Linked DNA regions of Homo sapiens: region 2 is linked to region 1. A link is a loop called in an ENCODE intact Hi-C map of the cell type or tissue named here. Cell type or tissue: Calu3. All regions are shown on one strand. Each heading gives the region's core, and the rest is flanking DNA. Links, peaks and the distances in the headings are about the cores only.

Region 1 (5,386 bases), core at 297-5,296:
GCCCAGGTCAGCCAGGATGTCTGGGATGCTGTCAGCTATGGCTACTGTGAGCGTGACAGTGGCCGAGAGAGGGGGCTGGCCATGGTCCTGTACAGCCACCACAAGGCTCTGTTTGAGCGCATCTCTATCTAGCAGGGCCCGAGCTGTGCGCACTTCACCTGTGTGCAGCCCCACCGAGAAGAGCCCTGGCTCACTGGCCTTGAATAGGCGGTAGGAGAGCCAAGCATTCTGGCCTGAGTCTCTGTCCACTGCCACCACCTTGGTCACCAGGTAGCCAGGCTCTGCAGAGCGGGGTGCCAGCTCCACACCAGTAGAACCATCAGTGGGGAGGGCAGGGTACAGGATTTCTGGGGCATTGTCATTCTGGTCCAAAACAAACAGTCTCAATGACACATTGCTGCTAAGTGGTGGGCTTCCACTGTCACTTGCCGTCACCTGCATTTGCAAATCTCTAAACTGCTCATAGTCAAAGGAGCACAGAGCATACAGCACACCAGTGTCTGAGTTAATAGAGACATAGGTGGAGAGAGGAGACCCTTGGATGGTATCCTCTGCCAAGGAGTAAATAACTCTAGAATTCTCATTGCTATCAGGGTCATAGGCAATCACGGAGAAGATGGAAGTACCTCTGGCGTTGTTTTCCGGGAGGTAGACTGAGTAGGAGGCTTGAGAGAAAGCAGGTGGATTATCATTGATGTCAGTCACTTGCAGGGTGATGTGAATTTCTGTGGACAGGGGCGGAGTTCCTCTGTCTGTTGCAGTCACCGTGATATTATATTCTGAGGCTTTTTCTCGGTCAAGAATTTGGGCCGTCAACAATCTGTAATAATCTTCTTCTGAATTTTCTAATGTAAAAGATAGATTCTCCTGGATAGAACAGACAACTTGACCATTCTTCCCGGAGTCTCGGTCATGAGCATTGAAAAGAAGAATTACTGTTCCCTGAGGTGCGTCTTCTCTCACTGGGCTAAACAGAGATGTAATGGTCACTTCAGGTCTATTGTCATTTACATCTTCCACCGAAATGAGCACTTTTGTCCACCCTTTCAATCCCCCACCATCTTCAGCTTGTATTTCCATTTCATAAAATGAACATTCTTCATAATCTAGACTTTTTGCTGTTGATATTTCCCCAGTATTTTCATTAAGCTGGAATAGCAGAGATTGTTTTTCATTAATTTTCCAGAATTTGTATGCCACTTTTCCGTTGATTCCCTCATCCAGGTCGCTGGCTGTTGCAGTAAGCAGCCAGGTGCCTGGGGGCACGTTCTCAAGGACTTTAACTCGGTAAATCCGTTGAGCAAAAACCGGGGCATTATCATTTGTATCCAACACTGTCACATGGATGCGCACTGTGCTGGAGCGACGCGGCTCGCCGCCATCCGAGGCCGTGAGGACCAGGTGGTGGGCAGTTGCCTCCTCCCTGTCCAGGGCGCGCTCCAGCACCAGCTCTGGGTTTATGGCTCCATTGTCTCCAGTCTGCACGTTCAGGGAGAAGTGGTGATTGGGGCTGAGCTGGTAGCTCTGGAGGGAGTTCACGCCAACATCCGGATCAATAGCTTCTGGAAGTGGATAACGTGCTCCAGGAACCGCGATTTCGTTAATTTTTACTTCCAGACTTTCGGCCTGGAACTTTGGGGCGCTGTCGTTAATATCAGTTACTTCTATTTCTATTCCGTACAGTTTCACTCTGTCTTCAACCAGGACTTTAAAGTTCACCAGACACCGCGGGCTCTGAGCACAGAGCTCCTCCCGGTCTATCCTACCCGCGGTGACCAAGGTGCCGCTGCGCGGGTTCAGAGAGAAAAGCTGCGTCCTACCTCTAGAGACGATGCGGACTCGGCGCTCCGCCAGCTCCCGGGGCTCCAGAGCCAGGTCCTTGGAGATGTTGCCCACAATATAGCCCTTTTCTGTCTCTTCAGGCACTGAGTAGCGAATCTGACTGGCCCTGGCCTCCCATAGCATCCCCAGGAGCGAGCATAGCAGGACTAATCTTCCGCGGAGCTGGCATTTGGTTGGAGCTGCCATTGCTGCCTCGCTTTGGAATTTTCTCAAAAGGATCTCTGTGCGCGCTGCTTCATCAGGTTCTTTCTTCCACCCTGCAAAGTATGGTGATCTTTTCCTTAGAAGAAAGAGGCTGAGTTTTGCTGCAGCCTGGGAGCAGGTTTGTGGTATCTGCCGGGTTTTGTGTAGCCGCAGAACTGGAAATCCGGATGGAGTCCTGATTTTCGCTTAGAGTTGATCAACAGCGGCGCTCAGAGTCCTAAGCCGTTACTACACCCACTGATGTGTAACATTATATCAGATGGCTGATAAAGAAAACACTACTCTCTTCTAATTATGATTTTAGATTTCTCCAATTGTTTCTTGCATTTGTATTTCAAAAGCAATCTATTTTTTAGATATCTGAGTTGTAAATAAAGTGGAATAAAATTTCTGTAAGTGTATTATAAAATCACAAACCATTGCTTAATATTAATTTATTCTTATTCTTGGTAGAACTTTGCACTCTATTTCTAGATATGTAAACTATTATAATTTCCTTTTTATGATGCTTCAATTTTTTCTGTGTATCTTAACAATTTTCTGAAGTAATTTTTATGTGCAATCTTGTTTGGAAGTACATTCATTTTTAATTTTTATACCTATATATTTGTAAATGTAAAATATATAATTGTATTAATACATATATAAGGATAGATTATCCACTTTGAAATTATTTTCTGGGGTTTATTTTGATGATAAAATTCCTGGAAAAACGTTTATTTTAAATTTTTGTATTATAAAAGTAATATTAATTCAGCAATAGTTACAGATGTTCTCGCCTAATATTGCTAAATATTAACAGGATTAAAGTTGGAAATTTTCACATTTTTGTAATTGCTTAAACTTTTCTGCTATTTCAAAAATGCTTAGTTTTTTAATGTGAATATGTAATGCATGCACAGACTGTGTTTCAATGATTCAAATGCATATACACTGAAAAGCAAGTTTCTATTTTAATCCTTCATCAATAAATTATGCAATTTTAAAGTGGTCTTAAACATTATTCTAAGCATCACTTAAACTTATATAATAATTTGGGAAAAAGAACACAAAATATACAACAAAGAAAACTACTGAAAGGTTAAAAGTAAGTGGTATTATAAGAAATCTCAGCACTTTGTAAGGAACCCATTTACTGAATCACATACTAAGGGAAACCAAGCAAAAGACTTATACCATGTAATGGGAGCTTTGTATGTACACAAGACTAGTAGTTTTTGTCTTAAAAATGGAATAATCCTGTATTCACCTTCCATCCTACAAGGATGTTGAGAAAACATCCAGTCATTTATATTTAAAGCTCCAAACGATAAGACAAATCCGGTGTCTTTTTCCCCTTCTTCAAGAATATGTCAGGATTCCGAGCAAGAGAAATTCAGGCAATAGCATTTCCTTTTTTTTGTAAGTTTCTTCTGGTAATTATATAGAGGTGGAAAAGGATTTTGCATCCAAGAAAACCTGGATAAACTTAGAAAATTATTTGGATGATTTGGACCTTCTAAGTTCAGTGAATCAGTCTCTCTCTTTCTCTCTCATACACATAACATGTAGTATTTTTCTTCTTCTTCCTCTCCTTCTCCTTCCTTTTTTTTGAGATGGAGTTTTGCTCTTGTTGCCCAGGCTGGAATGCAATGGAGTGATCTCGGCTCACCGCAACCTCCACCTGCCAGGTTCAAGCAATTCTCCTGTCTTAGCCTCCTGAGTAGCTGGGATTACAGGCGCCCGCCACCACACCCAGCTAATTTTTGTATTTTTAGTAGAGACGGGTTTTCACCATATTGCCCAGGCTGGTCTTGAACTCCTGACCATGTGATCCAACCGCCTCGGCCTCCCAAAGTGCTGGGATTACAGGCATGAGCCACTGCACCCAGCCAACATATAGTATTTTTAATAAAATTTTAGGAGATTCAAAAAATCATAAATCCATTAGGTAGGAATAAGAAAGCATATATGAGGAACATAAGAAAGAGATGAAAACTACCAGTGAAATCAGTGAAGAAAGACATCTACTAGCAGTTTCTTTGCTTTAAAAGATGAATTAAATGATTACATACATTAAATTTAATGGTTTATCTACATACAATAAAATATAAACATGTTAAAGAATGAGACAACGAATAGGTAAAATTCATTAGCTTTGAGAAAGAGGACAAAAAAACGCACCAAATGTTTTTGCTAGAGAGGAAGCTAAGAGCAAACTCTCACTACTTTGTAAATCTATAAGGCTACTTCTTTTATGCGACATAAAAACTCACAATTTACTGCTCCTCTTAAAGAATGGTAGGACAGCTTTCTGAGCAGCTCTGACTTCCCTAAGACAACTCATTGGACTTGAAAATGTACGATAGTTTCATGTAAATACAGAAAATTGGGTGGGTAATGAAAAAGAATAGACATAAATGAAACTCACCAACTCAGGATGGGAAGTCGACTCGCTGGAATTACAAAGTGGAAATAAGGCCCCAGATGAATCACCACAAAGTATGTCTTGTCCTGAACTCAATTGCTCACTACATTTTAGGAAATTAAACTCCGTCTTTCCTGTATGTGCAACACATAGGTTGTAGGAATAAGGCAAAGTCCCCTGACTGTAGTTGGGGGGAACCACAGGTCCAGACTTGACACAGAGACCAGGTTGGAAGCAGCTCCAGGCGGCAGGGCTGGAGGAGCGTCGCAGGCGCAAGGCAACGGCCAGAATCACGGCCAGGAGGAAGAGCACTGAGATCAAGGCCAAGGCCACCACTAGGTAAAACTGCAGCTCAGCCTGGGGGTCAGAGGGTACAGGGCGGTCAGTGATATCCGGCAGCACCTCCTGCAAGCTGTCAGCAAAGACCAAGTGCAGCGTGGCGGTGGCGGAGAGTGGCGGCTGTCCACCATCACGCACAGCAACCAGCAGGCGCTGGCGGGCCGCGTCCCTGTCGCCCAAGGCACGCGCTGTGCGCACCTCTCCTGTGCGCAGCCCCAGGCTGAAGAGCCCGGGCTCGCTAGCCTGCAGCACGTGGTAGGACAGCCAGGCGTTGTGTCCTGAGTCTGCGTCCACGGCCACTACCTTGGTCACCAGGTAGCCGGGCTCTGCAGCGCGCGGCACCATATCGAAGAGCGCAGAGCCGTCGGGACCCAGCGCGGGGTACAGCACCCGCGGTGCGTTGTCGTTTCGGTCGCCCACCAACACGCGCAGGCTCACGTTTGCGCTGAGCGCAGGCGAGCCCTGGTCGCGGGCCTGTAGTGTGAGTTCGAAGGTGCGCAGCTGCTCGTAGTCAAAGGCGCGCTGCGCGAACACCACCCCACTTTGCGCGCTCATGGACACGTAAGAGGCCAGTGCCAGAGGCTCTAGGTCGCT
Region 2 (5,386 bases), core at 78-5,077, 180 kb after region 1:
ATGCATGCAACTACAGTACAACCAAGAATCCACAAAAGATTATGCAAAAAGTACCATCAGCTTGCCAAGAATAACCAAAAATTAGACATTTAAAATAAATTGTTTTATTGAATGTTAAGTCCAAAGCTATTTCGAAAGTTCTCGATTTCCCCCATATTCCTACCAGTGTCATGAACTTGAAAATTGGGGATAATCGGCTTCAGAAATTTGAACTCATTTGTCCCGGAACCTCCTGTCAGACACACCTCGTATTGGTAGCTCTGGGACAGGGTCCCGGTGCCGCTCACGTCCACCAGATGCCCTGGAAAGGGACCCTCGGGCACCGAGCAGCGACCCACCGAGGCCGCCCTGCTCCTCCTGCACAGCCGCACCGCCACGAACAGGAGCACCGAGAAGAGGAAGAGCGACGACACCGAGGCCAATGCCACCACCAGGTAGACGGTGAGGGAGTCGGCCTGGGCCTGGGCCGGGGCCGCCTCAGGGAGCGGCAGGTAGGGCTGGGAGAAGCCGTCCACCAGGAGCACGTGCAGCGTGGCGGTGGCCGAGCGAGGAGGCTCGCCATTGTCCTTGACCAGCACCACCAGCCTGTGCTTGGCCGCGTCGCGCTCGCTCAGCAGCCTGGCGGTGCGCACCTCGCCATTGTGCGCCCACACGCCGAACAGCCCGGGCTCCGTGGCCTTGAGCAGCTGGTACGACAGCCAGGCGTTCTGGCCCGAGTCGCCGTCCACCGCCACCACCTTGGTCACCAGGTAGCCCGGCTCGGCCGCCCGGGGCACCAGCTCGGTGCAGGGCGCGGAGCCGTTCTGCAGCGGGTACAGCACGAAGGGCGAGTTGTCGTTGGCGTCCAGCACCAGCACGCGCACCAGCGCCTCGCTGCTCAACGCCGGGGACCCGCGGTCTGTGGCGCCCACGCGAAACTCGAACTCCTGTAGGGCCTCGTAGTCCAGCGACCTGAGGGCAAACAGGTGGCCATTGTCCGCGTTGATGGAGACCAAGGAGGCGAGGGGCAGGTGCCGGTCCTGGGGCGGCAGCAGCGAGTAGTTGACCTGGGCGTTGGTGCCTGAGTCTCTGTCTGTGGCGCTGACGCTGCCGATGTGCAGGGCGGGGCTGTTGTTCTCGCGGACGAACAGGGTGTAGGAGGTTTGGGTGAAGGTGGGGGCGTTGTCATTGACGTCAGAGAGCAGCACGGTTATGTTGTACTCGGTTTTCAGCCTGGGTGTCCCCAAGTCTGTGACGGTGATCGTGATGTTGTACTCGGCTTGGCTCTCTCTGTCCAGTGCTTTTTCAGAAACTAGAGTGAAAAAGTTCTTGAAGGTCGGTTTCAGGAAAAAAGGGAGGTTATCTTGAATAGAGCAAATCATCCTCCCATTGTCTCCAGAGTCTTGGTCTAGGATACTAAAAAGAGCTACTAGGGTCTCTGAGGCATTCTCTGGAATTCTCTTTGTAATCGACGATATGGTCACTTCTGGTGGGTTGTCGTTTATATCCATAACTTTAACTAGAAGGGTGCATTTTCCTGAAAGACCCCCACCATCTGTTGCCTGAATATTTATAGTGTAGGACTGTATTACTTCAAAATCCAGGGGTGATCTCAAATTAACTTCCCCAGATATTGGATTAATTTCAAATGTTTTACGAATATCTTCTGATGCATGGAAAAATGTGTAAGATATTTTTCCATAGTTTCCTGCATCCAGATCCTTAGCTGAGATGGTGGCAATCCAGGAGCCAAGGGGTCTGTCCTCGGGGACTTGCACCTCATAGAGACTCTGAGGAAACTCAGGGGCATTATCATTGATGTCCAACACCTTGATGAGAACCAAAGTTGTCCCAGACTTGGGCGGGGATCCACCATCCACTGCTGTGAGTGTTAATCTGAGTTCAGCTTCCTGTTCATAATCTAAAGCTCTATCTAGGACCAGCTCTGGGTATATCTTTCTGTCACTACTGTCGGGAATTTTAATGTAGAAGTGAGAATTGGGGCTAATTGTGTAGTTTTGGAGACTGTTGCTTCCGACATCCAAATCTTGAGCACTCTCCATTAGAAAGGTAGCTCCAACAGTGGTACCTTCTGATATTTTAATAAGTATTTCCTTGTCTAGAAATGTAGGGGAGTGATCATTTATGTCTTTGACACACAGCTCAAACCGAAAAAACTGTAAAGGGTTTTCCAAAACCACCTGAAAATGCAGCACACAGGGCTCGGTGGAGCCACACAGCTCGTCTCGGTCTAGTTTCTCATTTAGGAGCAAATTCCCAGTCAGCAAATCAAGGTGCAAATACTTTTTATTATCATCAGACACTACCCGGGCTTCACGTGAAGACAGCTCCTCCACCCCCAGCCCTAGGTCCCTCGCTAGATTAGCCACAAAAGAGCCAATTTCTGTTTCCTCTGCCACAGAATAGTGTGCAGATTCAGTACCTGCCCGAGACAATCCCAGCAAAACAAGGAATATTAGAACTTGCCTTTTTCGCAGATCGAGTGCCCCTCTGATCTCCATGGTTCCTTTAGGCAATCTCTTGTGGAAAAACTGAAGCTCAGCCGTAATTTTGGAAGCTGAAGCTCTGGTTTTTAACAGGAACCCCCTGGAGAGTGTATCCTCCAGCAGCTCTGTAGGCGAAGCTCCTTTAATGCCTGTCTTTTCAGTGGGTTGGATGCTTTCTGTTCTCCTGAATAGCGAAGCTCACCGTGCCAGCCTATGTACTGTTTTCGTCTTATCCTGTAGCGCCACCATGTGTCTCCATGTTTTTTTTTTCATTAAAAAAGTTTTCCTCTTTGAAAAAGTAATTCATAAATACATCCGGAACATTCGAAACAAATCCCAGACATCATTTTTTTTCCTTTAAATACTTCACTAAGTATTTTTAATAGGTAAGGCCTTCTAAAAGATAATTGTAATAAAACGTTCACAATCAACAACTTGAGCAATAATTCCTTGGTGTAATTTATACTGCATTTGGTTTTCCCCAGTTCTCTCCAAAATGTCCTTTGCTGTTGGTTTGTTTGAATTTGAATCCAGAAAAGTCCATACACTGCATTATCACTGTTTTGAATGCTCGGCACTAAAGGATCTGTTAAAATATTCTGAACTGAAGAAATAATTTTTTATTTAAGTCATTTCTCGAGTAATTACAAATATATTATCTCCTTCACTCTTGTAAATACTTGTTGTCAGCTATAGTTGGTAATATCATTACTTTTTTCACTTTTATATTTTAAAAATATAAAGAAGGACATGGCACAAATAAGTTAGAGATAATTCTTGCTCTTACAGAGCTCACAAGCTAGAAAAATTGGCAGACAAGTAAACGAAGTATGTCATAATGTATGCATTTATAAAAAGTAATATAGAAATACCTAGAAAAGACTTCTTGTACCTAGGAGGCTGCATACCTTAGTGCTTGGGAATATGGGATCTGGAACCAAATTATCAATATTAGAATCCTGGTTATGTGACTTACTATCTATAAGCTTGGGCAAGTTATAGATACCTTTGTTTCCTCACCTGTAAAATGGGGTAATAATATTTGTCTCCTATGATTATTATCGTAGGCATCTAATGAATTAATATTTACAAAGTGGTTTGTAAGTGCTGGTTAAGTGTCTGTCAAAAATAAAATAATTAAGATCAAAGTCGGACTTGGGACATCAGTGAAAGCTTTCCTGAGGTAATGAAAAATACATTGTGATCTGAAGGAACTAGCCAGGAGAAGGAGGAATATTTCAGATGGGCATTTTGAGGAACACAGAGAAATGAAGTATGCCTTGGACTTTAAAAACTATGGAAGGGGAGGGTCTAACAATGAAATTAGGGTTAAAAGCATGGTGAGAACATGAATCATTATACAGGTCATATCATGCATTCTTGAATTTATCCTAAAGGTAATTCAAGTACAAAGATGGGTTTTAAATATCTGATTAACATGATTACATCTGCATTTTAAAAAATCAGTTTGGCTGCAGTATGGAGAATTAATTTCAGGGGGAGTGACTGGAGAATCAAGGAGATCAGATAAGAGATGATGATCTGGATGAGGATAATGCCAGTGTGGATGGAGAGAAGAGGGATGAATAGAAAGGTATGAGGAGATGAAATGTTTTCAACTGTTGGTTGATAGGTTGCATGGGGAGAAAAATGGGAAAGACTCAGAGATGATATCACACCTCTGGACTGGGCATCTGGATGACTAGTGGTGTCATTCACTAGGACAGGGAATGCTAAAAAAAAACATGATTGGGGTGGAAAAAGATGAAGTGTTCAGTTTTGAACATGCTGATATTGAGGTAAGTGCCTGTAGGATGTGTGTTTGCGTGGTGGTGGGGTGTGTGTGTGTGTGTTTGCATATAACCAAAGCATAGGAAATAAATCTGAGCTGGCAATATGAACTGTGGTGTGTATATATGTATATATATAGAGAGAGACAGAGAGAGACAGAGAGAGAGAGCATATATATAGCATATATATAGAGAGAGAGCATATATATAGCATATATACAGAGAGCATATATATAGCATATATATATATATAGCATTCATGGTTTCAATCACCATATATATATATATATATATATATATACACACCATGAATGCTCTAGGATAACCAAGCAAAAGTGTGTCAAATAAGTATAAAAGAGGCTTGGCACAGAACTCTGAGAAACATCTTCATTTAGAGGAGACAGGGCAAGAAGTATATTTGAAAAGATAAAGAAGGCTCAGAGTTCAAAATCATGAAATCAAAAGCAAATAGCATTTTAAGGAGATAAGGAAGATCAATGGCTGCAAATGCTTCAGAAAAATCAAGAAAAATAAGTATGACAATTATCCAGTGGGCTTAAAAAGATGGTCATTGTGGAGGATTCTGATAGATGTCTGACAAAATCTGTTTTCCTTTGCTTCTATAGTAATAGAACTGTGCCCAGGTATGTGGCCATGAAGGTAGATTGCCCATCCCAGCCTCCCTTGTATTTGAGTGTGGCCAAGTGAATTAAGTTCTCACAGATGGATTGTGAGCAGAATTTCTGTCTTCCCCTTCCAGTTATAGAACAGAAATCATCTGGATATGCCTCTTTCTTCCAAGCGAGCTAGAACCCAGATGTGACAGTGACCCAGCTACAGCCATGCAGATTATATTGCCATAGGGAATGTTGAAGAAATTACTTGAAAGAAAATTTGGTTTCAGAAGGACTGTGAGGATGAAAGCTGCCCTACCTACCTAATAATTTTTACATTGGTACTGTCATGTGAAAAAGAGAGACATGTTTACAAGCCACTGTGTCATTGCATCACATTGGTTCCACAGTATAATCTTAACTTATATGGAAATCTTTGATAACATTTGCAATAGCAGTTTCAGTAGAATGGTTGTGATGAAAATTAGATTGTACT

What was found. Peaks named below come from ENCODE experiments on the same cell type or tissue, not always from the same donor. Only the 100,000 strongest peaks of a DNase experiment are listed, where the experiment ranks them.
Region 2: a loop joins it to region 1, with 4 times the contacts of the local background. A loop is called at or near these places in 8 of 110 quality-filtered maps.

What each region holds. Positions count from the first base shown.
Region 1 is chr5:141,399,595-141,404,980 of GRCh38, reverse strand. All of the region lies in intron 1 of PCDHGA1 (protocadherin gamma subfamily A, 1), which reads right to left. All of the region lies in intron 1 of PCDHGA2 (protocadherin gamma subfamily A, 2), which reads right to left. The region is part of intron 1 of PCDHGA3 (protocadherin gamma subfamily A, 3); the gene reads right to left. The region is part of intron 1 of PCDHGB1 (protocadherin gamma subfamily B, 1); the gene reads right to left. It also overlaps PCDHGA4, PCDHGB2, PCDHGA5, PCDHGB3, PCDHGA6 and PCDHGA7, and 5 more genes. In Calu3, for the core only: CTCF peaks have their summits at 2,040 and 2,244; DNase peaks (open chromatin) are centred at 1,880 and 2,220.
Region 2 is chr5:141,220,621-141,226,006 of GRCh38, reverse strand. It overlaps PCDHB14 (protocadherin beta 14), which reads right to left and starts at 2,664. Exons shown (of 1, transcript NM_018934.4): 1 at 1-2,664. The coding sequence starts at 2,501. The coding sequence ends at 105. It also overlaps PCDHB@. In Calu3, for the core only: a CTCF peak has its summit at 2,751 (motif pointing left); a DNase peak (open chromatin) is centred at 2,706.